Regions from separate parts of the Mus musculus genome. Here region 1 is linked to region 2. The links are chromatin loops, found by intact Hi-C in ENCODE. Cell type or tissue: left cerebral cortex. All regions are shown on one strand. Links, peaks and the distances in the headings refer to the core of each region. The heading gives the core; the rest is flanking DNA. Region 1 has its middle 130 kb from the start of Gm34644. Region 2 overlaps Atp10b (ATPase, class V, type 10B).

Evidence for each region. A loop is a pair of places that touch in the nucleus more often than their neighbours do. Peaks named below come from ENCODE experiments on the same cell type or tissue, not always from the same donor. Only the 100,000 strongest peaks of a DNase experiment are listed, where the experiment ranks them.
Region 1: a loop joins it to region 2, with 2.4 times the contacts of the local background. A loop is called at or near these places in 16 of 42 quality-filtered maps.

What each region holds. Positions count from the first base shown.
Region 1 is chr11:42,991,253-43,007,071 of GRCm38, forward strand. No RefSeq gene overlaps it. Among named protein-coding and RNA genes, the nearest start is that of Gm34644, 130 kb to the left of the region's middle. In left cerebral cortex, for the core only: a CTCF peak has its summit at 8,112 (motif pointing right); a DNase peak (open chromatin) is centred at 8,159.
Region 2 is chr11:43,256,222-43,272,040 of GRCm38, forward strand. It overlaps Atp10b (ATPase, class V, type 10B), which reads left to right. Exons shown (of 23, transcript NM_176999.3): 23 at 3,188-6,064. The coding sequence ends at 3,680. Among named protein-coding and RNA genes, the nearest start is that of Gm12146, 40 kb to the left of the region's middle. In left cerebral cortex, for the core only: a CTCF peak has its summit at 7,822; a DNase peak (open chromatin) is centred at 7,812.

The DNA of each region.
Region 1 (15,819 bases), core at 4,483-12,482, 260 kb before region 2:
TGTGTGTGTGTGTTTCTGCATTAGATTGCTGGTGTGAGATTATTTTCATGGGTGTAGTTTACCACCTTCAGTTGGAATTTTTCCCCAGTACCTTCTGTATGCCTGTATTTGTGGATCAATATTATTTAAAATTGGCTTTGTTGTCAAATATTTTGTTTTCTTTATCTGTGGTGAGAAGAAGTTTGGTTGGGTATAGTAGTCTAGGCTGGCATTTCTGGTCTCTTAGAATCTGCAAGATATCTGATCAGGTCCCTTTGGCTTTTAGAGTCTCTGTTGAGAAGGAGTGTGTAATAGGTCTGCCTTCATATGTTACTTGGCCTTTTTCTCTTGCAGCTTTTCAATATTCTTTCCTTGTTCTGTATGTTTAGTGTTTTGATTATTTTGTGGTGAGGGAAATTTTTTTTTTATTCCTATCTATGTGGTGTTCTGTATGCTTTGTGTACCTTTATAGGCAGGAATCTCCTTCTTCAGGTTAGGAAAGTTTTCTTCTAGGATTTTGTTAAAAATGTTTTCTGGGTCTCTAAGTAGGGATTCTTCTCCTATTCCTATTATTCTTAGGTTAGTTCTTTTCACAGTGTCCCAGATTTCCTGGATGGTTGGTGTCAGGAATTTTTGTTTGTTTGTTTGTTTGTTTGTTTTTGGGGGTTTGGGTTTTGGGTTTTGTTTTGTTTGTTTGTTTGGTTGGTTTTGGTTTTTGGTTTTTCGAGACAGGGTTTCTCTGTGTAACCCTGGCTATCTTGGAACTCACTCTGTAGACCAGGCTAAAATCTATCTGCCTCTGCCTCCCAAGTGCTGGGATTGCAGGCATGTGCCAACACTGCCTGGCCAGGATTTTTTTAGATTTAACACTTTTTGACTATGTGTCAATTTCTTCAATTATATCTTCTATGCTTGACATTTTCTCTTCCATTTCTTATATTCTGTTGGTGATGCTTGCATCTGTAGTTCTTTCTCACTTAACTAGATTTTCCATCTCCTGGATCCCTCAATTGGTGTTTCTTTATTACTTCTATTTCCATTCTCAGACAGGTCTTAAACAGTTTTATTCATTTTCTTCACTTTTTTGTTTGTTTGTTTGTTTTTCTTGGGTTTCTTTAAGGGATTTATTCATTTCTTCCTTAAAGACCTCTATCATCTTTATAAATTTGGTTTTAAGGTAATTTTGTTATGCTTCAGCTACATAGGGATATCCAGAGCTTCTTAGTAGTAGTATATCTGGGCTTTGGTGGTACCATATTTCTTTAGCTATTGTTAGCTGTGTTCTTATGCTGACTTCTAGGCATCTGGATTTGAGTAATTATAGGTTTAGTTTGATTTCTGATTTTATCTTTGTTAGGTACATGTTTTTCTCTTAGTTTTCTGTTTTGTCTCTGGTCTTTCGGCTTTAGCAGCTTGTGGTTCTGGTGATGGGAAAGTCTTCAGGTCCAGTAAGGTGACTCTACTGGGGTTTGGGATGCCCTGTTGCCTCTGGGGTTCTGAAATTGTGGAAACTCATATGGCCTCTGGGGTTCAATGCATCAGTGTGGCCTGTGGTAAAGCAAGAGGCCTCTGGGGTTCCTAGTACCAGCATGGCCTCCAGCAGTGCAGGAGACTTCTGTTGGAGTTGTTAGCTGGGTTATGGAGATGTTTTGTTGTGTTTTGTTGTGTTGTGTCTTGTTTTTGAGACAGAGACTTAAATGAGCTCAGGGTAGTCTGAAAATCAGTATGTAGGACAGAGTAGCCTTATATTTGTAGCAATCCTCCTGCTTCAGTCTCCCAATTTGTAGAATGATAGGTAGGAGCCACCATGACTGGCTATACAGAGCATTTTCATAATCAGTAAATTCCTCCATGTTCTGTGGCTTTGTCACTTCTCCCTCTCCATCCCTGACAACCACAGATCTTTCTGTTGTCCTCGTAGCTTGATCTTTCCAAAAATGCCATGGAGTTGACAATATCAGATTATGTAATGTGTGCTTAAGGTTTCTCCATATCTTTTGTGCCTTTCTAGTTTATTTCCTTTTAGCACTGAACAATATTCTATTGTCCAGTTCTACTATGACTTACCATTCACTGCTGAAGGAATCATCAATTGCTTCCAAGTCTAAGAAATTATGAATATAGCAGAAATATCAATGTGCTGGTTTTTATACTAACAAAAGTTTTCAACTCCTTCAGAATAAATACTATGAAGTATTGTGGCTGGGTTGCTTGTTAAAACTGCCTATAATTTTCCAAGAACACAATTTTTCTAAGCAGCTGTGTCATTTTGCATTTCTAACAGTAGTGACAGTATCTGTCATTTCATATCCTCTGCCATTTGGTGCTATGGATATCTTAGCTTTGGGATATTCTAATTCTAATGGATGTGTAACAGAATCTGAGTGTATTTTTAACTTTTTTTTTCTGATGAGTGACATCATTTTATAGACATATTTTCCATCTGTGTATCTCTTTGATGACATATCTCTCAGAATTTTTGTTTATTTTCTAATCAAGTTATTTTTAAATGAATTTTAGGTGTTACGGATGGTTTTTTGCAAAATAGGACTTTATCTATATTTTTTTGTTGGGAAGAATTTCTCTCTGACTGTCTTATTTTCTTGTCCTCCTTTTGGAGAGCAGAAACTCTCTTGTTTTATTTGGGTTGATGAAGTCACATTTGTCGACTGCAGCATGCACATAGGAGTTTTATGGCTGTGAATTTGACATTTGTTCTCATGATATACTTTGAGACAATGTTTGTGAAGAATGTAAGGTCTTTCCTTGATAAGTTTTAGTTTTGCTTGTGGTGCCCAGCTGTCCACTACCATTTGTCTAAAAGTTGGCCTTTGCTCTAATGTACCACCTTTGCTCATTTGTAAAGATCTGTTGACCAGGTTTGTGGATCTTATGAGGATATACTTCCAGGTTGTTTATGTCCCCTTGATTCATTTCTCAGTTACTTTATTAATAACACCCTGTCCTGATTTACTTTAGTTTAGGGTAAGTCTTTTATTTATTTTTAAAGTCTTAATTGTACTTATTAATGCAGTGCAGTGTGATCTTTCCATATATGCACAGAGCATGTACTAGTCAAATCAGCCTTTCTTTCCCACCCTGCTCTCTATACCCTTCTCAATGCTTGCTGATCACTATTCTGCTCACAGTTGTCTCTTCTCAGCTTCTGCATGTGAAAGAGAATGAAAGGATTTGCCTTTCTATAGTTGTTTTATTCCACTTCACCTTCTCAGGATCCATGCATTCTGTGGCAGATGGCATGCTTTCAATCTTCTTTGGAGCTGGATAATACTCCATCATGTATGTAGATGATGTTTTCTTGACCCATTCGCCTGCCAGTGAGAACCTATGCTGATCTCATATCTTTTCCAAAGACATAGACTGTGTCCTTTACACCACGTTGGTAGATTTAATTCCAATTGTCATGCTTTTGCCCTTTTTCTCCTGTGCTTTTGGCATCAAATCCACAAAAATTATGGCCTTGTATCAGTGTCTAAAACTGCCCTACTCCACCCACTGCTTGTTAATAGCTTCTGATCTTAACTTCAGGTCTTTTGGTTCCTTTTGAGTTGAGCTCTGTGGAATGGGAATGAGACATACCAAGATTCCACTTGCTTTGCATGGGTATATACCCAGTTTCTCCAGCAAAGTCATCAAGACAGTGTCCTTCCTCTGATATGTTCTGGCTGTCCTTAACAAGCGCCAACTGTCTTCAGGGTCCCAAGCTTTCCTTCTGGGATTTCTGGCTTGCTGCATGGTCTGTACATCTGCTTCTATCCCAAGATTATATCAAGGCTGGAGACAAAGCCTACCAAGCACATCTTGACAGTAATGCTGTAATGCTATCTGCTCTGTTGTTTTGCTCAAGGTTTCTATGGCTACTCAGCATATTGTACACTACATGTGAATTTATACTTGTGTTCCTTAGTTAGGCAAATAATGTCATAAGTGTTCTAACATTGATTGAATCTACATATTGTTTGAATAGCTTAAATATCTCAATATTAGTTCTCCTAGCCATAAGCATGGAAGGTTTTCCTTTCTCTCTTTTTTTTTTTTTTCCTGTCTTCAATTTCTCTCCCTGGTGTTTCATAATTTTTGGTTGTAGATGTCTTTCGTTTTCCGAGTGAAGTTTATCCCCTGGGCATTTTATTTCATTTTCTGTAGCTGTTGTAGATGGGCTTACCTTCAGGGTTTCCTTCTCATCTACTTTATTAATGATATAATGAAAGCTGCTGGCTTTTGTACCTTTCTGCTTTATTGAATTAGTGAATTCTAATAGGCTTTTGGGAGATTCTTCAGTTTCTCCCAAATATCATCATTGTGAAAAAAAAAAAGGATGATTTGACTTTATTTTCTATTCTTATACCTTTTTTTTTTTCTTGCCTAATTTTTTTTCAAAACCCCCAGAACTATATTGAGCAAGAAAAACGAATATGGGTGCCTGTGAGGCAGTAGGCTGCACACAGACAGTCTGGTCTCCACTCAAGCATAGGTCTTGAACCCCAGGGGGACCCAGTGGGTAGTGATTTCCACCTACATGGGGCAAAAGGTGTTCATGTCTCCTGGACCCCTGACTCCTATTGAAGTTACTACCCCACAGCCCCCACAGAAGATGCGTGTGGGTATCTGTCACATAGGAGCAACACCAAGCCTTCCCACATGCAAATAAGGTTTTCCCCAAACTCTCAGTTCAAGCCAATGAGAGATACCTGCTGTCAAACCCTAAATCACCCAGAAAACTGTATATAAATCCTATCCAGGGAATTAAAGGTATGCAAGAGCTATGCCATCATCTGAGTCTTTTGTTCCAAGAGCTGTAACACTTGGGAAGAGATCTTCTCTCCTTAAATGCCACCTGAGGTTCCACAGCACTCCTCACTGGATAGTTCGCTTCTCATTGGCCCAGCCAGACCTGACTCAGTGCAGAGTAGCTCGGAGTTACCGAGCGACCTGGAAGGCATGGTAGAGACTTTGTTTCCCTGCCTGCACTAGCTTCCCTTTGCTGGAAACCTCACACCAGGCCTAGCCAGAGATCTCTGTGGAAAACCTCTGGTACCCAGGCCCACAGGTGCCCTTATCTTGTTTTCCATCTTAGAAAAACTTTCCCCTGTTCATCCATGTTGGCTGAGTTTGACACAATGTCCTTGATTATGTTGAGGCATGATCTTTCTTCTATACCTATTTTGTCAGGACTTTCATTATGAAGGTATTTGGATTTTATCAAATGTAGTTTATGCATCAATTAAGATGATGAAATGATTGTTAATCCTTCATACTGTCAATGTGATAGTGCAGGTTTATTGAGAGGTGTGTGCTAAGTCATTCTTGCAGTATCTTTGTCTGGCTTTGCTAATCCATGTGGTAAAGCATCAAACAATGAGTTTAGAAGGTTCCCTCCCTTTTAATCCTTTGGATAGTTTCAAAAGTCTTTTTAACATTTTGGAAAAATCAAGCATAGATGCCAGGGTTCAGGATGCTGGAATACCTTTTTCTGTCGTTGGGTCCTTTGTTGGAATAATTTTCATTATGCAGTCAAATTACTTATCAATCTGTTCTTCTTCTGTGCCATTTGGTTGGCAAATTGAGGCCACTAATATTCAGAGTGATTGCCAAAAAGTGTGTATTAATTCCCATCATTTCTAGATTTATAATTTCTGGTGTTTTCTTACTACTCATTGGTGTATCTACTGTTCTAAGGATTAATGTATTATTCACTGCAGCTTCTTAGATGTGTTGAATTTCTTCTCAGTGTGATTCCTTTTAAGTAGTGTCTCTACCACTGGCCAAGGAATCAGAAGCTCCTTGTGTTTGTGTTAATCGTGGAAAGATTTTTTTTCTTCTGATTTTGAAATGTGATGCCTAGTTTTTCTGGGAATATGATCTGGATTGGCAGTTACAGCTTTTACAGATTAAAATATATTTCCTTGCTCTTCTGGTTTTCAAAGTCTCTGTTGATAAATCCCTGATTCTGGTGGGCTGCTTTATGTGTTATTTGGTGCTTCTTCATTTCATCTTTCAATGTGTTTTCTTTATCATCTGATTTATTTTTATCTTTATAATATAACATGAGGAAGTTCTTTTTCTAAAATTCATCTCTCAATCATTCTATTTGCCTTTTAAATCTTTATAGCAATCTCTATTCTTTCTGCTGTGATTTTATTGAATATATAATTATTCTTCTACCCTGAAGTTCTTCTCCTAGCTAAATAATTTGTAAATTTATTCAGTGGTATTTCATATATTATCTCATATAGTTTATTCTTATTGTACTTTGTCTATGTCAATGTTTGAATATTTCAGTTCATCTTTCTGTCTTCCACATCTGATAGTCTATCACTACATCTAGTTTTTTTTTTCATAAAGTATCAGGATATTTATCAACACTTTTGTTTATTGAATTCCTATTTCTTGTGTGTACTCAATATGTGTGTATGTGTGTGTATATGTGTGTTGCTGTACGCATGTGTACATGTTCATGTATGTGCATTTGTATATGCAGGTTCGTGCATAAGTATGTGCCCATGTATGTGAAGCCCACAGTTCAAGTTTGGGTGTCTTCCTCTAATGGTTTGAACAGCAACTTTTGAGACAGGGCCCCTCACTGAAGGAGAGGCTCATTGACTAAACTAGACTGGCTGGTCAGCAAGATCCTAGGACCCTCCTGTGACTACCTGCCAGCACTGGAATTCCAGTGAGAAATAGTGAGGCTTGGGTCTCACACCACTTAGCTGCTGGCCATCTGAACTCGGGTCCTCATGTTTGTGTGGCAAGCACTTTACTTTCTTCAGCCTCTGTATCCTTCTTCTCTATACTGTATATGGCTTTTCTTATGTCAGGCTGGCATTTATTTTTATTCCCTTTGGATACATTTAAGAGTTGGTTTATATCCTACTTGATTTTGCTAAAGCTCAAGGCAAGTATTTTTTTTAATTCTCCATCTACAATTCTATCTATTTCGCTTCACTGGAATCTGCTACTTTCTAAGGGATCATGCTGCTTCTGTTGCTCATGTTTCTTGAGTTCCTGCTTTGTCATTTGTATTTCAGGATTATTTCAGTGGTTGTGAGATATATATATATCAGCTACATCCTTCAGTTGAAGTATTTGCAGTGTTCACATGAAACTAGACTGTAGTATATCAAATGAATAATTCCTCTAGTGTGGACTGGTAATATAATTCATTGGCTAACCCTCATGTGCATGGCCCTAGAATGATTCCCCAATGACATTCCAAGAATTGAATATTAACTGCTTTCTAAGACCACTATGCAAATATCATAATAGTTCCCTTAAACTTCAATTACTAGCAAGGGATAAAGAATCAGAAGGGTATTGTGGGATCTAACAGATTGTGTTCTAAGGCTAAGATTAGAAATAAAATTGTCTTAGTAGAGAAAGATTAGATAGAGCAGGAAAGTAGAGATGTTGTGAAAAATCCTCAGAATTTAAAGACTATTAAAACTATGACACATGTTAATTAAGAAGTTAAAATGAAATGGGAGGGTTAAAAAAAAAAAGAAGAGGTAAGCATAGTGGAGGTGAGATGGAAAGTATATGGGCTCTAATAAGAATAGTATGACATACTCAATGGAATGGGTGTGGCAACATTGTAAAAATCATAACAATCATTTAGTGATATAAAACCAAAATCTTGACATTGATGAGATATTTTTTGCAAGAGTAAAGTTTTGGGGCTTTTTCGCTTTTTTCTTTGTTTATTTTTTTTTGTTTTGTTTTGTTTTGTTTTGTTTTCAGGGTGTTAGCATATGCCTTTCATCCCAGTACTGGGTATGGGAAATGTTTTTGTTTTCTATAAAAAGTAGCTATCCCACCAAGAGCCAATATTGCTGTAACCTCCCTACCTGGTAAAACTTACATGTAAATTTTTAAAGTTTTTAAGGCAAAGATATAATAAGAGAAGAAAATTAACAGCATATTCAGTGTCCCTTCCTTGGAGGGATGGCTTTGTGATCCTCTTCAGAAGATGTTTTGCATAGTAAGCTATGCGAACTGCACTGACTAGGGAAGGGCAGTCTGATGCTCCAGTTCAACTCTGTAAAGCCAGACTCGAAGGCACACACTGTCTCACTGGAGACAGTTCTATCTTACCCATTGGATTCCATTTCTTCTCCATCACCAGCAGGTGTCAGCCCTTCCTTGGGTTGTTCCCAGACATCTGCATGGAAAATTGCTTTGGGGACATTTCCACCTGTTGCTGTGCCCTGATGTCACACTTGCTCGGCTCTTGTTTGCCTTTTCCCCTGGAAACATTCATCCTTTCAGGTCCTACCTGTGTGGACATCCATTTCAGTAGTCTCTTCAATAACTACAGTTCACATATCTTTAGAATGTGGTTTTGACATGGCCAGGCTGAGTGCAGCAGCATACCTCTCAGGTCCTCCATTGTTATTTGCACTACTGGATGTCTCCTGCTTGAGACCCCTGAATAATCTCAACATCACACCTATTTACATCACACATAAGCCTCTGCCTATAGCTTGTGCTGGCTTTGCATCTCTCTATCATAGTGTGTTACATCTCTGAAGTCTGATCCATCCTTCGGCAGCTTGTGCCTGTGGTTTCTGTCTGTGTTTATAGAGCAAACATTTCTCTGGATAGTTCCCACTGACTACAGACCAAGCCATGTGGTGACCAGTTCGTAGAGTCTTCTGTTACTTAACAGAGCTCTCAGCTACCTAATCCTTTTGTTCTCAGTTGTAATCTCTCATAAAGGTAAAGACTATTGTTGTTTACCTTGACTCTTTCACCAACCTTCAGGGAAGCCTCCTAATCTTATATCCTACTCAGAACTTTGAGAATTCTCTATTTGCTTAAATGGTAATGTTTCCTATCCATGAACATGAAACATCTTTCCATTCTGTTAGTTTTTTCTTTTTTATTTAATCAGAGTTCAGTCATTTTTTCCTATACAAATAGGTTGCATTTTCAGTTGAAATTTTTGTATTTCATGTTTAAGGGTACTTAACTATAAATGAGTACCGTTTTTGCTAATTGCTCATTACAACTATACATCAAAGAAGTTGAATTTATATGATGATCCAGAAAAAAAATCCTGAAAATCAGTTGTGAGAGATTCCTTCCTTACTTTGTTCTAAATCAGTGAGACAAAGATGTTGCTTTTTAGGCTTATCTAAATAAGCTATAAAATTTGTGCATATATTTATATTTGTATAAACTGAAAGAGTTCCCTTTAATCAATTTAAAGGACCTTGAATGGTGGTGGGATTCTGTTAAATGCTTTTGCCACACCAATTTATAATTATGTCATTTTTTTCCTTCTCTAACCTATTGATGTGATGTTTAGCTGATTTTCTTGCATAACAAAATAAATCTCATTTGATCATGGTGTGTATTTTTTTATACACCATTAGGTTTTATTTGTTAATATTTTGCTGAGGGATTTTGCTCTTTTTTTTGTCTGTAGATATTTAATTTGTTCAGGTTTTTAATCATCAGTGTGGAATGTCAGCTTTCAAAATTTCTTAGACACAGAACTAGAAACTGGAAATATGGGGAAACAGGGAGAGTTTCTTGAGTGAATACTTGACACATTTTCCCCTGGTGGAAATAATCAAATGACTAGTTCTGTCTCATGCATACTATTTCTACAGATTAGGCATTTATGCTACTTTTATATATTCACCTTTTCTTAACCAAATGAGATTGGAGTAGGGTGAGAAATTACAGAAACTTAAGAAATGAATTGTGCTATTCAAGTCTCATAGTGATAGAAAAATGAAAGCTGTTATATATGGTATTTGGGTTTATGGTTGAATTAGAATAGCTGAAACCATTATTAGATTATTTATCATACTAGGTTTACATATATATGTATACATACATATATAATGCCACATATACTACACTCATGTAATTTGTATAAATCTACATAAAATCAATAATAGATATGGTACTTCTCTTGGAAATAAAGAAAGTAAAACTGGGAGATATAGTAACTTCCCAAGATCTAATAAACACTTAAAGGTAGCAGAGATGAAAATTAAAATCTGGTCTATCTGAATCAATTTCATTGATAAAGAGTCAAATCTTACAGGAAATCTTTGCCTTCCTTCTTTAATAGTTGCAAGTAAAGAACTGTAGTTTGTATACATGGTAATATGTCACTGGCTCCATCCACTACAAAGAACCCCAAACTTTGGTTATATTAATCTGCATAGGTATAAGATTTCCCCTTGACAAGTATTACAGGGAAGGCAGGGTCAAGCCTCATATGGAACCTCAATGAACACCAGCAGTTATCACTTTGTGGTTTTCCTAGCAGGCCATTTGAATCCCCAAAATTTAGAATAGTAATGTATAGCTGACTTGTTAAGAACAATAAGTCAATGCCCAATGGGTTCATGAAATCTGACCACTGACTTCCAGAAATGTATTTTTTCATAGAGAAGAAAAAAAATTAAGACTATCTTTTTCATTTTGCAATACAAAATAATTTTAATAATGCATTCATCTACCTTAAAAATATGAATCTTACTGGAAAATAAGTGAGGTATTTTTTTCCATCAGATGATCACAAACAATAATCCTTTCATCGAGTGAATTGTAGAATGCAGATGGGAGAAACTGCCTAAAGCCTCATTCTGAACCTCGTAGCAATGTTTACTTTTCAAATTAAATGAGAGAGAAAAACATAAAGTGGATAAAACAGGCTGTTGGATTTTCCCTGAGATAATAACCAACTGTTCAGTATCTTCAAGCCAGAATTTATGGGGAAAAATTAAGCAAGAATGCATTCATATATATATATATATATATGTGTGTGTGTGTGTGTGTGTGTGTGTGTGTGTGTGTGTGTGTGTGTGTATATGTATATATATATATATATATATATATATATATATATATATTTTTTTTTTTAAGAAAAAAATACTATCACCCCATTCCATTATGGCTTCTGTTGAGAATAAAATGCTGTCGTGTGTTTGGTTTTATGTGGAGATTTGCAGGCAAAATAGAACTGAAATCAAGGCCTATTCCTTTCTGGACCATGTGATTCCATGATACTTGGGATATGTTTCGTTTTCACAGCTCTTAGAGATGTAACTCCTTTGTTCTGTTCAGTAGACTGTGAACAGCAAAATACGGAGCCTCCTCATGAACTACAGATGAGAACTGCCTAGATGCAGAGAAATCCTACCATACACCTAGAGCTTTAGATGGCATCAGTCACCACATTGCACTATAGAACTGGTAGGAACATTCTCGGTACTTTAAGTTTTTCATTAAAGACACAGATGTAACAACATTTCAGAAGTATGAGAATATGAAAAGGTGAAACAGTGTGATCATTTGAACCTTGACTCTTATGAAAATAATTGAAAGTGTCCATCCAAAAGAATTTCTCAGAAAAAGCAATCTCAAGGATAGTAGAGCATTAATCCATCCTGAAGTTGACAGGGAACAAGAATGAGCCTGCCAGCCTGTAGGGTTTCGCTCTGTTTAGTTAGCAATGTGCCACTGAAGTGAGAGCCATTTATGGACATAAATGCAAAGAGCTTACCCAACATGACTAGTACCATGGCAACTAGGAGGTACACAGGTACCAAGACCAAGGCTGATGCCAGAAATTAGTTTGACCAAATCCTCATGCCACACAGACAATAAAGTGAAGAAAGCAACCCAGAGAGACAATGAGATGACAGCGAGAAACAGGTAGATGCTACTATTAAGTAAGTTAGGATGGAGAGCTGTTCCTAAGATGTATGACAAGGTTTCGGTGACATTTGGGTGAAGTCATGATCCCAGCAGACTTGTGCTAACTGGAGCCTTGCTAATATGGAGGCATAATCTAAGATAGCACAGTCTCAGTAGCTCTACTTCTACCTTGGAACCAATTACCAAGAGATATTTCATATGCACTGACTGGTTCTGGTCACATACAGGAGGGGACCTTCTGCTAAGTCTCTCTCCAAACCTGGCACAAAGGGGACATTCAATCATGGATACCAAAGCTATCAGAAAACACTTATTGTATCGCCTTTTTCTCAGATACTTTCTAGAGTAAAGAAGAGTAGTAAAAAATTAATAAAGTACAGGCTATGTACACATGTGTGAGAATAAACTCATAAGATTTGGAATTGGTGGGGCAATGACACATCTTTACAAATGGGTATGTGTATTTTGTTTCATTCTCACAGCAGTCCATTTTCTGGGTATGTGGGTCTATTGCCATCATATATCAAACTATCTATTTTGGCTCATAAGAATCAACAAGAAAAGAAAATTCCTTTCCTATAGATAATCTACTCACTGACATCCATTGACTACTTAGAGTAAACCTATGGTGGTCTTAGAAAGAGCAAACAAAGTCAAGGTGTGTTTGCATTCAAGTTGAAAAGACCTCTAATGCAATAGCTTATGCTTAAATTAACTTATGATAAGGAATTAAATCTATTTGTTTGTGATTATGAAAAATGCCACATAGAAAAATGGATGATAATGAAAGAATTGGAAAGGCTCCTTGGAGAAATTATAAAAGATTCACTCAAGCCCATAAAATTCTGTATTACCTAGTATGTTCTAGGAATAACAATAGGTGCTATTTCTTTTCTTTCTTTATTTTATCCCTTATATAAAAATTACCTTATTTCAACTGAAAGGACATTAAAATTGTCAATGAGTTAGCTACTGATGGCATCCCCATATTATAGTTGAAATCAGAAAGTTTGTGAAACTGAACTAAATAGCCTGTTCACACAGGTACTGAGAAGTCAGTATTAGAAGTGATGATTGTGTAAGCAAACCACACCTCCCAACCCCACCTTTCTATTGTCTCCTTGTCCTTGATAAGGTTCATAAAACCCAGAATCACTACTGCTTTTCTTTATAATACTTTTGAGGTGGGAATTTAAGTAAGATTCTGTGCTGCATATAAATTATTCTTTTTTTTTTTCAAGATGACCTTGTAGAAATCTTAGTTTACTGGATTCTTTAATACTTCTACCTACACCATGAAATTCCATGTGAACTGAAGTTTAATAAGAACTCAGAAAATACCAGGCCAACTGAAGTTTTAGTAGGTGAGAAATGTATGCTATAAAATCACAAAGAACAATGCTATACAATTTGGGGAACAGTGAATATTATTTTCACTGCTAATTGAGGCTTCATAAAATAACACTTGATTGATTGGTCATTATAGGCTTGGGTCTGGGATCATAAAAGGCATTGGCAGTGGGCTTAGCATTAATCACACGAGCAATCTTCATGCATAAATCACATGGACTGCTTTTGGAATACCAGGCGTGTTCTAAGGATTTAAGATATTTCTTATGCTAAGACTTTGATTTGATGTAGGCCATAGTGAATCAACCTTGTCTTTTCTATCTAGGAATTCCGTGCTTTACAAAAATTGTGAATGCTGACCTGAGTAATTTAGAAGAAAAGCAAAATTTTCCCTCTGGTTCAGATTCCCCTCCTTGGAAAGATTCTGTCCTTAGATACTTCCTTCTGTTGCATTTCCTTCTGCTTCCAAAGGTGCATCTTACAATGGAATTATAGTATTCTAACTCTGTATCTGTCTAGAATTGTTGCCCTTCTGGTGAGAAGGTACTCTTTTCTTGGGAGGTGCACACTCCTTGCAGTAAAAAGTACTGGCTTCAGCATTGAGTTGCTCTAATCACCTGGCACATCCAAAGTATCCCCCCTTGTGGTAACAGTGTTTGCCCCAGGGACAAGCATCCTGCCAAAACTGAATGACTCTATGTCTTCTTTGGGGCTTTTGCAGGGTGAGCTATATCAAGAAGGCATTTCTACTGAGACTTCTTGGCTGATTCTGTGTAACTTTCTTTCAAAACCTATTTTTAATGATGGTTCTTAAATTCTTTAACCTCCCTGCTAGCCCACCACCCACAAGAGGTAGTGAGAAAAAAAGGATAGGGAGGGTGGGGGCAGGAAATAGACCTGTTTAGAAATAGTTCTTTGGAGCAACTCCCATCTCTGTTGTCTGGAGATCGGCTGTTCAGTTAACAGGTCAGAGGCAGCAGCTCGCTTGATCCACTGGCAAACACTTCATGGATGTATCAGCAGTCCAGTTTGGTAGAATCAGGTTAGCAAACACAAATCAAAGTGGTGACACTATCTAGCAGAGACAGCCAGACCTCAGCTAGGCACATTTCAGAAGGGAGCAGGGAGGAACCCCAGGAGAAGTTATCCACTGTGCCTCTCTCAGGGAAACAACAAGCATTGCACAGCTAGCTCTATAAGCAAGGCAAGCTCAGCCTCCTTCACTGTCCATCAAGTTCTATTTATACTTCCTTCAAACATCACATATCCTCCACAGGCTTACTTTAGCAGAACATCCTTTCCCTATGCCTGCTTCAGTGAAACATTCCTTCATGAGTCTGCCTTAGTCTTTCACCTGTGTCCACTTCAAGAAAACACTCCTTCATGTCTTTGACCCAGCAAAACACCATCCAACACAACTGACTCTCCAAAGAACCTTAAGTTTCCTCTTCAATTCTGTTTACATTTCTAGAGTCAGCAAAACCTTAGCTGCCTTTCCCTATAGAGTTATCCTTCCTATAACATTGAAGGAAAGAGTTGGTATTGGTATAAAGAGTCTTTGGAGATCTGGACCATTAGAAAAAACAAAACAAACAAACAAAAAAAAAACAATGAATTATCTTTTTTGTTAAGTTATTTGAGTTAGGTGGGAGTCAGTCAAACAGAAATTCAAAAGGAATGTTGACCTCAATGGAGCAGTAGGGAGCTCCACTGGTTTTAAGTTACAAGACAGTCTTGAATGTAACACTGACCACAAACAAATTACTTAGTCTTTCTGGAACAGAGTCTTCTTAATCAACAATATGCTAACAGTGGCTCACAGAAATTCTGAGGCAACTTTTCATCTTCTTTGTGTCCACATCCATCACTTTAACCCTATTGATTCATGGTGACCTATAACTTAGAAGGTTTAGAATTGTTTACTGGTTAATTTTCTCTGTAGAAAATTAACAGTTTTAGGCTGACCTAAAACTTAGAGATCCACATGTCTCTGACTCCAGAGTACTTGGATTAAAGATGTATGCCAATACCCTTGGCTCTAGTTAGTTTCTTCACTGCCATGATAAAATATCTCACAAAAGCAACATAATAAAAAAGAAGACATGTTTGGGCTCATAATTTGAGGGTACCATCCAACCCAGTAGGGGAGGTATATCACTGAAAGCATATGCTAACAGGAGGGTGCTCATGTCAAATCTCACCTCAGGAAATAAAGATAAATGGTGGCACTTCCCTTCTCTCTTACTGTCTGTGTATTCAGTCAAGGAATACAGTCTGTGAGATGTTGCTGCCATTCTTCGCTTCTCAGCTGAGCCTCTCTGGAATCACCCTCATAGACATGCCTAGAGAGGTGTGTTTCCTAGGTAAACCCATATCCAGTCAAATCGTTAATGTAAATTAGCCATCACAGAGCATAAACTTCTCACCGTCCTAGCTAGCACATCTAGCTAGTACAAAGCTTTTACTTCTAAATGAAGATTATATCCCTCTGTTTCTGGATATCATTCTTCCTTTATCCCCATCATCACCTTACAAACATGTGAAGTTTGTACATGTGAAGTAGCTAAAAGGCCTGGGCAATGAGAAAAATCTACTGTGAATGAAAATGGAACTCATAGACTCATATATTTAAATACTTAGTCACCAGCAGTAGAGCTGTTTGGGAAGTAGGACTGTTTGGGAACTGCTTGTTGAAGCCATTGAGTCACTGGTTTTAGGTTTAAAAAACCCATCCCAAACCCAGTCTCTTCCTCTCTTTCCCTCCCTCATTTCCCCCTGCCACTCTCTCTC
Region 2 (15,819 bases), core at 4,341-12,340:
GGCCTATGCTTGGAATGTCTTCCAACTTCTCTTTCTTTCCTTTACAACTCACAGCCTAGATACAGTGAGTGGCAAGCCTTCATCCCAGGCTCTCTGGTCTCCTAGTTTTATACTTGTTCCATACATACAAAAACCACTGTTCTGAACTGAAAAATATTTCGCAGATGCCTCCAACACGGGCCTCTCATTGATTCCAGTTGCATTTCTTTAACTCATTCATCAACTGCACACAGTCTAACAAAAACAGAGAGCACCTATGACTTTCCTCGAGGTTCACCCTCCAAAGCCAGCCTCTTTAGAGTTCCCTTCAGCAAATGCCAGGGCCCAGATTGTCCTCTAGCAATTATCCTTGGCATCCCTTGGGGCTGCATAACCATACACAGCAACAAGTCAACCTTTCTACCTGCGGTATCTTTCTCAGATACATCTGCAATTTTCATTTCTACAGCTGCCATCATAAACAGGCTACTTCCCTGACATCCCAAATTATACAATTTGTCTCCTCTTGAGACTTTTCTCACTATCTATTATTAATGTATCAAAGTCTGGTCTAGTCATGCGTTTGCCAGTCACAAAAGCATCCCTGGGCCTTTATAATAAAACACAAAATGCAAACCACGGCCCACAGTCCTTGCCTGCTCTAGTCATTGTCTCCCCATCTAGGATCTAACTGTCATTTTCAAACTTCACCTAGTTTGCCTTGGTGTCTCAAACCCCACCCCACCCCACCCCTGAGCTTGACTGTACAAAAACCTCAGTCCTCCACCCAAACGCTTCTTGGAGGATGGTCTTCAGATAAGACCAAGTCTTTAGGCCTTCTCTCTCTCTCAGAAACTACACTCTTATATAACAAAAAGTAGGAGTTCTCTCTTGTCCAAAGCTTAATCCTATAGGACCTGACTGCTGTGAGAACTTAACACATATTTGTTGACTGGAGGATGGAGGAGAAAGGCAGTGTCCTGTGGGAGAGATTTAGACTAAGGGCACTTCAGTGGACAGACAAGAAATCTAATCTTTCCTGAAGCATATACTTGCCCCCTATTTATTCTCTGGCGAGATCTATAGTCTTGAGAAGACCCTCTGCCCCTGTGGGTTCACCAAGCAACTTTGAAATACAATAGAATAATGAAAGACTCTCTCTTAAGAGGCTTTCAAATTAACATTCTAAATGTCCTCCAGGCCAGGTGGGCTGCTTCTTAGATAATACTTGGAAAGGGAGTGTGGGTGGCCTGTGACACAAGGTAACAGATACCTAACATTCTCACCCTTCCACTTGGATAAATCTGGATCCAGGATTTAGAGTCTCCCACAGACTGCATACAGCTACCACGAAGAAGACTAGTCAGGGCGAGCTACAGACGTCTCAGACCTTTTCAAGAGACCTTGGCACTTTCTCCTCAGCACCTAGGGGTGTCAGTTTCCTTACTGGGCAAAGACTAATTATATAAATAAAGTTCTATTAAAAAAATACTGTTGTATGTACAGTAAACTAGAGACTAGCCTGTAGATCTAGAGTACTTGAGTCTGACCATAACTTGACATCAGACAAACTGCTAGATTAGTTTCCACATCGTGTGTACAAAAGGAAGTATAGTTATGCATTGTACAGACTAAGAAATGAAAACCACAGCATCAGACAATTTCATTTAGTACAAACGTCACAAAATACACTCACAGAAGTTGGCAATGGTCCCAGGTGATGGAAGCATGCGTGTCCTCATGTTTCTCGACTGTACCAAGCACACGGATTTTTTTGAGAGATTTATGTCAGTACTCAGCAAAGCGCTTCGAGCAGTCCTGGCACAGAATAAGCATTGACTGTTTGTTATGTGTTGTTGGTGCTATCCTGTTTCTTCTGCTCCACCAGAGGCAGCCACCCTTAGCTTTGAGAGGGGTCACTCAGAGTCCAATAAAGATGATCTGTGCAGAGTTAAATTCTAATACCCCTTTCAACACTGAATTCAAGAAGTCAACAACTGTTAAGGAAAGTATCAGCTCAGGACCCCCAAGACCAAGTGCTCAGCACAAAGGAGATTTGTTTGCCCCAGAGGGACAGGGGGCAGGGAATAAGAAACAAAGACAGGAAATGGAGGATGGGGAAGAAGGGAAAAGGAACAAGGGAGGAGGACAAAGGACTGCCTCTGGATAGAGAGGAGACAGGAGTGGTCCATAGGAAAATGGGTAGTTTATAAACATACAAGGGGAAATTCCATGTTAGGGTGGGGTATTTCATTTTACTTGGGCATGTTAATTAGATGAGCTGAAGGAATCTTTTGGTTGCTAGACTTCAATACTTTGATAGCTGGACCTTGGTAATCAGTCTTGGAAGGAGGAAGCTGCCAAATAAGAGAACAGACCTTGATGTTTGGCTTTAGGAATGTCATTTAATGGGTTTTAGCAAGGCAGAGGGAATGTGGGAGAAGGGCAAGGCCTGCCAGAGCCATGCTGACCATACTCTAGCTGACCAGAATCCCTTGGTAAGGCTCCGAAAATCACTAAAGGGAAGGAAGACTCTGGACTCGGAGAGTATGCAAAGATGAAGAGCATTTATTCTGCAGAAATTATCAGCATCCGGGCTCAGCCATTCTCTAAAATGGTGACCCCAGACAAAGGTGGGCAGACCTTCTTATAGGGAACTAGGGGAACTCTCTAGAAGGATTAGGTAATCTCTAACGTGATTAGTTGGGGCCAAAGCAGTGACAGTATAACTTGATTGGCTACTATGTTAGCTCTTCTGTATTTAGAGAGTGAGTTAGTTAATCTAATATTGTATTGGCAGGTGCTGGGGAGGTGACAGGGGTCAACTTCTGATTGGCTTGTGCTACGTGGTCAGTAGTCTGCATTCCTCTGTCATGAATGTTTAACTATAGGATGAGATAGGACTGTCCAACACAGATGATCCATCCTTGGATAAGATATTTTCCCATTTCTGTGAATATCTCGAGGCTATTCTTTAGGAAGGGATTTTATGACCTTATTTTGGATTTTATGGTCTGTTTCTGGAGCTGGTACCTTTTGGCCTACTTTTTTAGGACTTACGGTCTGTTCCTAGAGCTAGTAACTTATGGTCTTCTTTTTCAAAATCAGGCCTGGTCCTTAAATAGAGACAAATGGGATTTATGTTGTCCTTTTACCTTTAACAACAATTCAAAAACTGCTTCTTTTTCTCCCCTTTACTTCCTACTAGGTATTTTCTCCTATCTCTACAAGGTACATATGGGAAGTCTCTAATCTCAAAAGCTCAGAAAATTGACAAGCTGCCCATAGACAAAAGAAACCTTGAAATCCAGAACTGGAGAAGCAAACAGAGGCCTGCCCCTGCCTCTGCTTCTGCTTCTGCCTCAGCTCCTGCTACTGGCACTGTCCACACTAGACCCCCATGCCATCCAGTACCACCTGAAGCACAGCAGAACTTTGGAGCCAGTACCTCAAAGAGCTCTGGCCCTCCCAGACAGAAGCATGTGGAAGACCGGGTTCTCCAGGATCCGAGATGCAGCAGAGAGCATTCCAGGGATGACACATGCACTGTAGATACATTAGCTAAACTTTCTTCTGGGGAATGCCTTCTGGATCCAAACAGGACAGTGGCTCCTACAGCCTATTCCAGGGGTCAAAAGGATGTATCTCGACACTCAAGCAAAGGCAGCCATCGCAGATCTCAGAGTTCACTGACCATATGAGGGACTACAGAAATCAGAAATGGATCCAAACTCAGAAGAGACCATCCAATCATGAGCAAGTGACCCAGTCCCCTTTCCTCTCTGTAGAGGGATGACTGACAGTTTTATCAATTCTCCTCACCAGGGTTGACTGCCTTCAGGAAATGCTGGCCCCAAAGGATTTGAGGAAAACTTGACTGTCAGGCTAGCTGACTCTAGCTTTATTTCTGCTGCCAGGAAGCACAGTTTAAAAATGCTAGTCTGGATACAGAGATGTTTTTGTTGCATTGTGTTCTCATAGCCTATGCACATCCTTATGTTCTTCTAAGTAATGCCTATGACCCAATGCAACTAGGCAGTAAGTATCCACGACTCCAACCAGTATTATAGACCTTGGGGATGTTTCAGAATGTGGAAGTTACTAGGCCTGTCAAGCCATCACTTCACCCCAAGATCTCCAGTTTTAGAAGAGACCTGCACATAAGAGGACTTCATGTCAAGATCACTACAACACCATCTCTTCCATTCACAAAGTTGAGTCTGTTCCTTTCATCTAATCCATTGGTTCTCAACCTTCCTAATGCTGTAACCCTTTAATACAGTTCCTCATGTTCTGGTGACCCCTCCCCCAACTATAAAATTATTTTGTGGCTACTTCATAACTGTAATTTTGCTACTGTTATGAATCATAAGATGAAATATCTGGTATGCAACCCACAGGTTGAGAACTACTGCTCTAAGCCAAAGATGAAAATGGGATTTACATGCAGAACAAAAGATACTGTCAAAGGCTGTGGGGTTGCAGCTCAAATATTTAAGTAGCAGGAAGAATACACATACTAAAGGTTTTCCACTAATGGACCACATGTCCCACCATCTAAGGAATATTCCAAAAAGACATGGCATTCTCCTCATCAAACTACTTATTTATTTCAAAATAAAACTACCCATCCTCATTCAACACTTCCAATGGGAAAATTCAGAGATGAGATCTTAACACAGCTTCACTCAGGAAGAGACTCACATGACAGAGCAACTCTGAATGCAAAGTGACATCTTCACAAATGCCATGGCCATTGCTGACCCATGATTCAGCTAAGTTAAGCAGTCATAAGGAAAGAATTACGTGTACTTCATATCCCTATAAATTGTAAATGCTAAAAATGTTAAAGAACTCGAAGTATTTCTCTAAAAGGCTGTCAAGAGAATCTAGGTCTGCTATGACTTATTCCAAGTCCTCAGAGTTAAGTCAAGGAGTGTTCTTTGCCCCAGTCTCCCTAAGACAGTGCCTATACATTGGACAAAAAGTCCAAGGAGAGCCAAACTAGTGCAGTAAACGTTTGTACCCAAGTCCTCACCACCAGTCATGAGTTGGCCTGTCACTTAAGTCATTTCTCAACAATGGCACTCACAAAGAGCTCCACAATCAAGATGGCAAATGGAAACGTAATCTGACTTCCTGGTGAAAAATAAAAACCGGAGAAGTCATTTGGAGGGCCATCCTAAAGCTCTACTGTATAATGACGCCAGCATGAGCCAGAAAGGGAAGGGCAGTGGGACTTGAGTATTCTACAGAAAAATTGATACAGTCATGCAAGAGGTAGGGGGGTAAAGAATAAGTAGTCCTATCAATCAGGTATAAGTTGTTTCAAGAGAGAAGATTCACCAAAACTTGGATCTCACCCCATTCCAAACCCAACCCCAACCCTACTTTCCCCATGAGACTCCCTGCCTGCTGCCAGTACTCAGAAATCCCAGCAGTATATTCTAAAAAAATTAAAAAATAACAGAGCATTGACTCCAGTAGATTAGAGTTTAAGTGTTTGCTCTTTCCCCGAAGTCTTTAAAGGACCTTGAAGCAGGTCACCATGCTTGCAAATTAAGTTTCAGCAGCTCTACCTCCTGGCAGAAGGACTGAGTCCAAATCGCATGCAGTGCACGTTGAAGTTTTCAGAAGCATGGGCAGTCGGCAGTAGTAACAGAGTCTCACCCCAGAAGGAAAAGAGGGGATAGGGAAAACAAAAGATTATGCAAGCCCCCAGCCCTTCCTGAAGCCCGTGCTCTGCCCAGCACTCGGATGCTGCTCTTTTCTTGCTTACCAACCAACTCCATTTGCTTGTGATGGCCCCATTTTTACAGTTTTCCACATGCTGGGGAGCCTAGGCCAAGCTGGTCACAAGTGGTCACTTACTCTTGCCATTCTTCATGAACCAAACCAACTGTGTGACTGTCTGATGTGCCACCTCACTCAGAGGGAAGCTCTAACATTGCCTCTGTAATATAATGCTAGTGACTGTATGTAGTACATGTTATATGTGTATAATCTTTTTACTGATAGACTGGAAACATGTCATCATTTTTTAGAAAGAAAAATAAACTTGGTTTTTCCATAGATTTCCTACCAATCTGAAATCCTATTATTCTACCTATACATTATCATTACTATTATCATGAATATTTATTCATTTGTCCTTCTTTGTACTCAATTATGTATCTATCCAAGAAACTTTAGTAAGTCTCTACTAGATAATTTTCAATGCAGCTTGGGCCTGCCATCACTTGTACCTACCTTCCCAGGTTTCAGGGTGTTAGGAATACTTGGCCCAGTGTGAAAGTGGAGCACAAACTATATCTCTGGGCTACAAGAATTGAAAGCGGCACATGCAACATTATTCAGGAAATCTAACGCAACTACTTTTTCTCTTGTGAACCTAGCACACACCCAAAACCTAGGCTGACTTGGGCTTTTCCATCCATTGTCAATGTGACTGCTTACAGCACAAACATGAGGATATGAGTTCAAATCCTTAGTGCCTACCTAAAAACCTATGTGTAGGGTGATGCACTTGTAACCCTAGTACTTGACAAAGGTGTGAGGTGGGCAGAAAGGGGAAACTCTCTGGGATTAGGTGGTTGTGAACCTAAGTTTAGGGAGAGCACTTGTTTCAAGGCAAAGAATGGTAGAAGATGGATATCCAATCTTCTCTGTCTTCCATGTGCAGAAATACCACACATCAAACACATGCACACACACACACACATGCATCGGGTGGGGGGGGAGAAACAGAGACACACACACACACACACACAGAGAGAGAGAGAGAGGGGGAGAGGGAGAGGGAGAAGGAGAGAGAGAGAGAGCAACAGACAATGGCCTGGGATTATGTTGTCCTAATAACTGTATTGGGTTACTTTAGTGCGTGCTAGACTCTGTGCATCACTATCTAACACCACAGCAAATATGTTGTCCTAATAACTGTATTGGGTTACTTTAGTGTGTGCTAGACTTTGTACATCACTATCTAACACCACAGCAACCCTGCAGGGTAAAGACTTATCTAACCTGGCTCAATAGCTTCAACTGCACCACCACTACCTCAAAGCTCCATGCATTGGCCTCACCCTTACTTTGCCTGATGTCAATGGAGCTCACATGTAACTGGGACCCCAGCTGAAGAACTGGTATCTTCCTTCCTGCATGGTTTCTCATCATTGAGGAGGCCAGCTAGGTCTGGTCACATGGTTTCAGAGGGAAAAAGAGTTGCATGAGCTCATGAGATCTATGCTGAGAACTTGTATACTTGTTGACCACCAGGTTCCATGGAAGCAAAACACTTGTTTCAAAAATATTCTCTTATCCTCTCATGAGAAGCACTGTAAAGAAACTGAGTGCCATTTGCAGTCATTCATCCCAACCTCAGAGAAGACAGTGAGGTAAAGAGAAGTCACATAAAGACACAACAGTCCCATGGTTAGCAAGTGGTCAGGTGGTATTCTAACCCTGGGAGTCTGTAAGCAGTGTCTGTGTACTTAACCAGAGATGCATGACTCAAGATAAGACCAGGGGGGCAGATGGGGAACCAGAACCACATGACATTCTCCTGAGAGGCAGGGTTTCATAGTGGTGAGGGCGCCCTAATTTCATCTCAAATCTAGCATAAGGCAGCAATGTGGCCTAAAGAAAGACAATTCCATACCATGTAAATCTGGGCTGCAGTCCAAACAAAAGTAAGTATAATATCATCATTTAGGGGAAACCTGAAATACTCTTTACACCGCCATAAAACATCTCCCCTGCAGCCCTCTCAGACTCCAAACTGGGCACCAAGTCAGACAGATCCCTGTGGAATGCTTTCCACTGGAAGCCTTCTGCTGCCACCTAGCCGGATAGAAGGAGGTACTGCAACTGGGGTTATGCAGGGGTGGGAGAGCTTCAGGCACTGGAATCCTGTTGAGGACATTGAGTCTGTCTGGATCTAAGAACTGGAGCCCAGATTTCAAGTCTTGGTGTTCTGGTTTCTATGGTGACTCTAAACAAATTCTTTCAGGAGCTTTTCCCTAAAACTATTCTTCCCAGGTTTTCCAACCTCTCCAGTTGGGCCCTCAATTGGTTCTAAAAGCTATTTGGGGAGGCTGGCTATGGTGTAGGACTGTTCTTGGACAGATCTCAAGCCTGTGGTCCACTGTGCAGCTGTATCAGTCTGTATCTCATGCACACATAAACACAGAGAATAGAAAAGCCCATAAAGACATCAGTTTCCTGCTCTGCCCCTGGTGCTCTGAGTACAACATCCTGTGATGATACTGTGATACTGCCGTCGGAGAGATCATGAATGGGGTTGGTTTTCAGGAGTTGAGTGAAGCTGAGGAGGCATCAACCCTTTGGGGGAAAGGTAACAAAACCTCCAATCCCTTGGAGGACCTTGACTGACTTTTTCAGATCAGTACATAGATGTTGAGAAACTGTTGTTTAAGGGGATCCATAACGAAGGGTCAAGGCACTCAGCCCTTCCAACTGTCAAGAGGGAAGCCAGAGCAAATGCATACCTTTCTTTTACATAGGTCCCCAGGCACCTCAGCAACCCTACCAGCCACCCTCAATAAACATGGCTGCTTACTATGTGAATGAAGCACAAAGCCCATATTCCCATGCCCCTCCAAACATATTATTTCCTCAAAGTCATACCTCTGTAGATAGCTGAACAGACACTCTCTCTGCAGCCGTCTGTAAGAGGGTTCACCCCTCACAGGAAGGCCTGAGGGAAGGTTCCACTGACATAATTGTAGAGAGACTAGCCAACCAAACGCCTGACTGAAATCCAAAGAAAGTATTTTCCTACACTTCTTGAACAAATGATTTTAATTAGGGTGAGTTATAGGTGAGTGGGTGAGTGGGTGTTTCTTAAAATTACCTTGGCAGTGGCTGCAATGCTGAATAAAATGACTCTCCCTTACCCAGCAACCCTAATTACCTACCAACATAATTACCCCTTCAGAGAGGGGTGGGGCCTTGTCTTAGTCACTGTTCTATTGCTGTGAAGAGACATCAATGACCAAGGCAACTTTTAGAAAGGAAAACGTTTAATTGAAAGCTTGCTCACAGATTCAGAGGTTCAGTGCATCGTCTTCCGTTTGGAAGCATGATAGCAGACATGGCCTTGGAGCAATAGCTAAGAACTACATGGTGGTCCGGAGACCAAGAGAGACATTCTCGGCCTGGGTGTGGGCTTTTGAAATCTCCAAGCCTACCCCCAGTGACACACTTCCTCCTATAAGCCACACCTCCTAATCTTGTTCAAATTGTGTCATTCCCTGGTGACTAAGCATTCAAAACTATGAGCCTGTGGGGCCCGTTCTTATTCAAACCACCACAGTCCTCATAATCTTCTCTGGCTCATAATGTTAAGGGGCCCAGTCTTGCACAGGAATTAGGCAGGTAATGGAAAATGATTTTGGAAATGCCATTTCTCCTGCAGCTAACCTGTGTATTCCCACAAATGAAAGGTTGTTATTAAATGCAGATGATGAAATTCAACAGAGAGACAGATAGCTGTGTCCAGGGTCATTCTGCAATGTGTAAGCAAGGCTACGATCAGAATACTGCTCTCCTGACTCCCATCTTCAACTATTTCATCAGCCAGAGATAAAATACCAATGCTTTCCAGAGCTGTTTGCACAGTTTAAAAGACATCCTCCCACAGACACTAATGCAAGCAAAACACCTATGCACATTTAAAAAAAATAAAGATTGTTACACCAAATGACAATTGCATAGAATAACTTGAGGCCACGTGATAAAGGACAGAAGAGAAATCTGTCTGAGTAGAACTCTGTGTGTAGTGCTTTGAATAGGAATACCCACAGAGGCTTGTGTATTTGAACACGTGGTCCCCAGTTGGAGGCAATGACTGAGCAGGGCTGGACTTGCTGGAGGAAGTATTCATTGAGAGTAGACTTGCTCTAACCATCATGCCTGCCTCTCCGCCATGATGAACTCTTCCCTCTGGAACCATGAGCCCAAACCTACTCTTCTATAAGTTACCTTGGTCATGGTACTTTATCACAGAGACAGGAAGATGACCAATACAAAGTCCTTCTAGAACTCCTCGTGTTACCCTGTTTGCAGAGGAATAGCCTGAAGGAGAAGAGAGATGGACTATACCAGCAAAAGGCTTCCTTCAGAGTGCCTTTGTCCTACTTACAAAGGCAGAAACAAATTCTAAAGCTCCATCAAGTGCTGCTATTGAGCCCCATTTCCTGCCTTCAGAAGATCTCTCTCTCTCTCTCTCTCTCTCTCTCTCTCTCTCTCTCTCTCTCTCTCTCTCTTTCTCTCTCTCTCTCACACACACACACACACACACACACACACACATACACACACATATACTTTTGTCCCTTTCCTGGATATATGTATAAGACACGTATGTAAAAATAAGCATGCACTTTCCTCTTCCACTTATGGAAGATATTCAAGCTGAAAACTCAAGAGTCCTGGGCAGCAGTCACTAGGCCTCTAGCCAAGCACACCTCCTTTAAAAGGGAAAGGAACAAAGTCCCAATGAAGATGCAGAAGAGTCACCTCTGATCCACACAGTTACTCCATGCTCTTTCCCACAGTGGCACACAGAACCCTTCCAAAGTAAAATTTATACCACCCTCTTGGACCACAATCCATTGGGTCAGAACAGTCAAGTACATCACTCAGGCCACCACCTTCATGACCATCATGGCCAAACAGTGAGAGCTTCCCACCTTGGCAAGCCATCCTTTTCAACAACACTTATCTGCTTTATGCCAAAGAAGTAGGCCTAAGAGTTCTCAAGTCAAGATGGCAGTCAAGGATGGAGAGATAGACACATTTATCTAGGAGACTCCATGGACAGGACTGCCTACATCTGAGGCTGTTGCTGATACAACAGGACACACAGGAGAGTGGACACTACTGCTCTTGTTCAGGCAAGTATGTGGCTAAGTCAAAGGTCACATCTGTGTTACTCACCTTCAGGTGGTAAAAAATAAATTATTAAATCACCCTCCTGCCAAAAGAAAGCTTTGAAAAGCCCCAACTGGATCTAAGACTCAGGAGATCATTTCTCATTCTCGCAAAGTTCTTATTGTGCAGCTTTTCTTTCTTGTCTATTTAAAATATGAAGGTTGGTCTGAAGGACTCCCAAGCCTGCGATTTCCCTGAACTTTGCCTTCTTGTCCATGAGAACATTTATGAAGCCATTTCTAAAAAGCCCTTCAAACTTGTAGTCAAGAGATCTCACTAAGAAATCTAATTTTTTTTAGTGACAGTATTAGAAGCCAGATAGAACTAACTCTTTGAGATGAAAATTAAAGGCACTGGGAGGTCAACAGAAAACCTGCTGACCAGCTGAGCATTAGCAAATTGCAAATATAGATTGGAGGAGGGAGGAGTAGGTAGGTGGTAGGAAATAAAACTGAAGGCTATTGAGATAACTCTTAATGTAAATAAGAAAAAAAGTCAACAGGGCTCCATTTACAGGCCCAGCTCCTAAGCCAGGTATTCACTTAGCCCTTCATCACCTGACCTTGCAGGCTCGGAGCCTAGGCTGTTAGAATACCACAGTAGATTACTGCTTGCTGTTCTGAGCACACTCTGTACCTCCCAATCCTATTGTTCCTGCATGGGCTCTAGCCAGAGCAACTGTTCAATGCCCCATCTCGAATTCAGACCTGCATACAGCTACTTTACTGCATGAAATCGCTTCTTCAAATGCTTTTACACATCTCTTGTAGAAGCCAACACAGGCCTCTGCTAGTTACCTATGCCTCTTGTGTGTGTTTGTCACTCCCAAAAGACTGGTGTACTGAGTCGTCAAAGGTTCAACTTTAGTCCTCCCCATGTTTAGTACCAGGCTTTGGGCAATGAGGACAATGGGACGGCTCTTAATAATGTCTTCATATCTAATCCTACACACATGTCCAGAAGACAGAAGCTGGAGACATACCTCCCCTGACTTAGCCTGCCTCTTTTTCTCTCCACATGCAAGGACTAGAAGATGACCCATCATTACTTCTTGATATCTTATGTATTCAAGGGGCTCAAGCCACAGAGGGCTCTCTCTCAAATTCTCACTCTCTTTTTTTTTTTTTTAGCATTTTTTTATTTATTAGGTATTTTCTTCATTTACATTTCCAATGCTATCCCAAAAGTCCCCCATACCTTCCCCACCCACTCCCCTACCCACCCACTCCCACTTCTTGGCCCTGGCATTCCCCTGTACTGGGGCATATAAAGTTTGCAAGACCAAGGGGCCTCTCTTCCCAATGATGGCCGACTAGGCCATCTTCTGCTACATATGCAGCTAGAGACAAGAGCTCTGGGGGGTTACTGGTTAGTTCATACAGAGACAAAGTTTGGAGCTGAGACGAAAGGATTGACCATTTAGAGACTGCCATACCCGGGGATCCATCCCATAATCAGCCTCCAAACGCTTACACCATTGCATACACTAGCAAGATTTTGCTGAAAGGACCCTGATATAGCTGTCTCTTGTGAGGCTATGCTGGGGCCTAGCAAACACAGAAGTGGAGGCTCACAGTCAGCTATTGGATGGATCACAGGGCCCCCCAATGGAGGAGCTAGAGAAAGTACCCAAGGAGCTAAAGGGGTCTGCAACCCTATAGGTGGAACAACAATTCTCACCCTCTTAACTCTTTCTTCTTCCATTTTCTCTTTCTTCCCCCCAGTTCACCTCTTACAAACCCTATTCTCCCTCTCAAAAACTTCTCAATGTCAGCTGGCAAAAATGGGCTGAGCCTTATCCCACAGGGATAAGAAAATCCCATTTTCTCTTTTGTTGCCTTTTCTTTCTAGTCTCTACTTTTGACTAATAGTCTCAGAACTTGGTCTCACTCTTCTCCTGTCCTCTGTGTTATTAGACTGTGAACAAGGTAGTAAGAATATGGGTTTGGGGCATGGGGAGGAAATGTGACTCACCATGTACAATACAAAAATGTCTTAAGCAAATGTCCACCAATATGCCATCAGAGTTTCTATTGTTAGTTATCCTCACTTTATAAGGAAGTATGCCAAGGCTCAAAAGAGTTAAGTGGCTTTTCCAAGAATGTACTGTTAATAAGGACAGAGCTGATATTCTCATCTGATAAGACTCTTGGACCACTTACTGAATCACCAGGGAACCTGGTCTTTTGGAAGCAGTGGGGTGTGACTATGATTTTCTAGAACAATCTTATGTCATGAACTCCTTCCAGATGTCAGCCTGAAACTCCAGCTGATTAAAATCCCTGCCTTGTTTCTTCCCAGAGTCCCCACTGGCACACACTCCACACACTGACACAGAGCCTGGGAGAAGTGGCATGAGGGAAGACATGTTGACATTGGCCCAGATCTAATGAGAGCTCCAACAGCCTGAGCTGTACCTACTAGACAAACCAGACACACGCTAGTCTCTGCCCTAGCTGCCTCCCCTCATGGGCTTGATCACATGAGCATGCTCAAGGGGGCTCTGCCTGAACTGTAATGCAGGAGGAAGGCATCCAACCCTGACTCTCTTCTTATTTTTAATTAGAAATTCCCATTAAAACCACTACAGCAATGAGACACACATCAGGCAGTATACTTCAGGACAATTAGCACACTCTTCAGGTGGCTAAAATGGCCCAGCTCTGGCCTGGGGCTGATATAATTGCACCAAAACATACAGCCCACCAGGAGGCTCACATTTCAAATGGAAAGAAACAATTAGTCATGTGTCTATTGGTCAGCTAAATCTGTAGGACATAATTTAGTATCCATAATTTAAAAGATTGCTAGGGGTGGGAATATATGGAAATCACCTCAGTATGTTCATAAGCAAATCTCTATCCTTCACATGCGACACACGACTAATGCTGGGGTCAGGGGGATAACTGTGTAAGGCAGGCTGGTCGTAACTGTGTGTTGGGAATCACTAGAGGCATGAGTATTCCATTCTTGGAGTGTTCGAAATAATTAGTGGGGCAAGTAGCTTCTGGAACCCCTATGTACCTCCCTGCTACTTTTTGAATTCCCAGGCCACTAATTAAAACCTGCCCGTAAGACAGCTCCTGGCTGAGTCACTATGATGATTCTGAAGAGTAAATAAAATGAGCAAATTGCAAGAGCAGAAGTGCTCTCGGAACACTGGGAGAGCTGTAGAAAAAGCCACCCCCAGGCTCCCAAGCCTCTGTTTGAAGCCACGCTCTTGGATTCCACAAGCACAAGCATTCTGAAGGCTTTTGCTAGTCCCTCTTGTCTCTGCGCTGAACCACTACACCCTTCCACAATCCGGCAGCGCAGCAGTAATTAATATTCAACTGGCATTTCCACTGCGCACTCAAAGCCTGTTCCTTCAGCCTTTTCAAATCCAATTCAGACCAAAGTAATCTTTGCCCTTGCATCTGGGTTCAGGCAGAAGCAATTGTTAAGACTGCAGATTGCCGTTTATTAGCATTTATTGAACAGCAGAGGAGCCCTGTGCAGTAGTGGTTGTCACTAGGTCTCCGATTTTCCAACTAAAATTAACAAGCCAGCAATGCATTTATATCAGGGCAGGAGGGAGACGTTTCAAGAGGAAATGATATTGATGATTTTCATAGGGACCTATTGACGGACTGTGAGACTTTGAAGGGATGATGGGTTAATAGGAGGTAGACACTCTTTGATCATTCCCTTGAAAGTCCCCTGTAGTCTGTCTTATTTGTGGATCTACAGAAAGTGGTAAAGCTAAGAAAGCCTTGATTCAAATTCTGAACTAATCCACTGGGTGACCTTGAACAAATTACTCTATCTCCTTCAAGATTCTGTTCATCCCCCCCAAAAAAAAGAGTTAACAAATCAGTTGGAATGCTAAACTGTATTCCTCAAAACCACTGGGAAGACGCAATCCAAATAGAGGATTGGATTCCCATCTCACATTACCCTAATTGGCTCTTATCCTACAGCTTCATATTCTAGGTCTGACATTATATAGGTATCTTCTCCATTTTACTCTGTGGGTCACAAATGTTAGAAACTGAGAGCTGGTCTCTAAAATCTGTTCTAGTTGTGAAACTGGTGAAGTGCTAAAAACCTGGAAGGCAAAAGAAAGCTACCATGCTTACATTAAATCAGCTACTGGGGTTTATCTTGAGAGGTCTAAGAGATACTAGAGTGAGCCAGAAGCAGGAGATGATCAGGAAATCCCAGCAGAGAGATCATCTAGAGGTGGCGTAGGTGGGTATGGAAATGTATGGAGGGTATGGATGATAAGAAAACAAGACATGCCAGCAATAATCTATGGCAGATTTTCTTGGCCAGATCAAGGTCTCTTGGTCCAGGCTGACAGATCCAGGAGGCTGACAGGCTGGAGGAGAAACACCCAGATGGCTGAATAGAAGTGTCCCCCATATGACTCTGCTACAGAATGAATCCAAGCCAACAAAGGAAATATTGAAGACAGTGACAAAGAGAAAAGTCTGGAAATGAGTTAGTAAATCATTAGAACCTTAGACAGCAAAGAGGAAAGTCAACGTGGAGAAGTTGCAGCTTATGAGGTCAACCTGGCTCCCTGTGAGAGGGGAGGGATTGAGGAAGTAGGGAAAAGGTGAAAAGTGACAGCAAATGGAACAACATTGCCTAGAAGATACACTAGCAAGAGAATTCCATTCCCCTTATAGCCTTTCAATACAGTTTAGAATGTAGGATAGTCTGAGGGTGGCCATTGTGTTTCAAATTAAAAATGTACATTAAGTCTCACCCAGCTCCCTAAACCCAAGCTATTACAACAATCCATGTTATATACCTTCTTGGCTTAGGGATTTGCAATTGTTCTTCGGAACAACCAGAAACCTTGGGCTGACAAATCACTCATATGGAAAAGGACACTCTCTA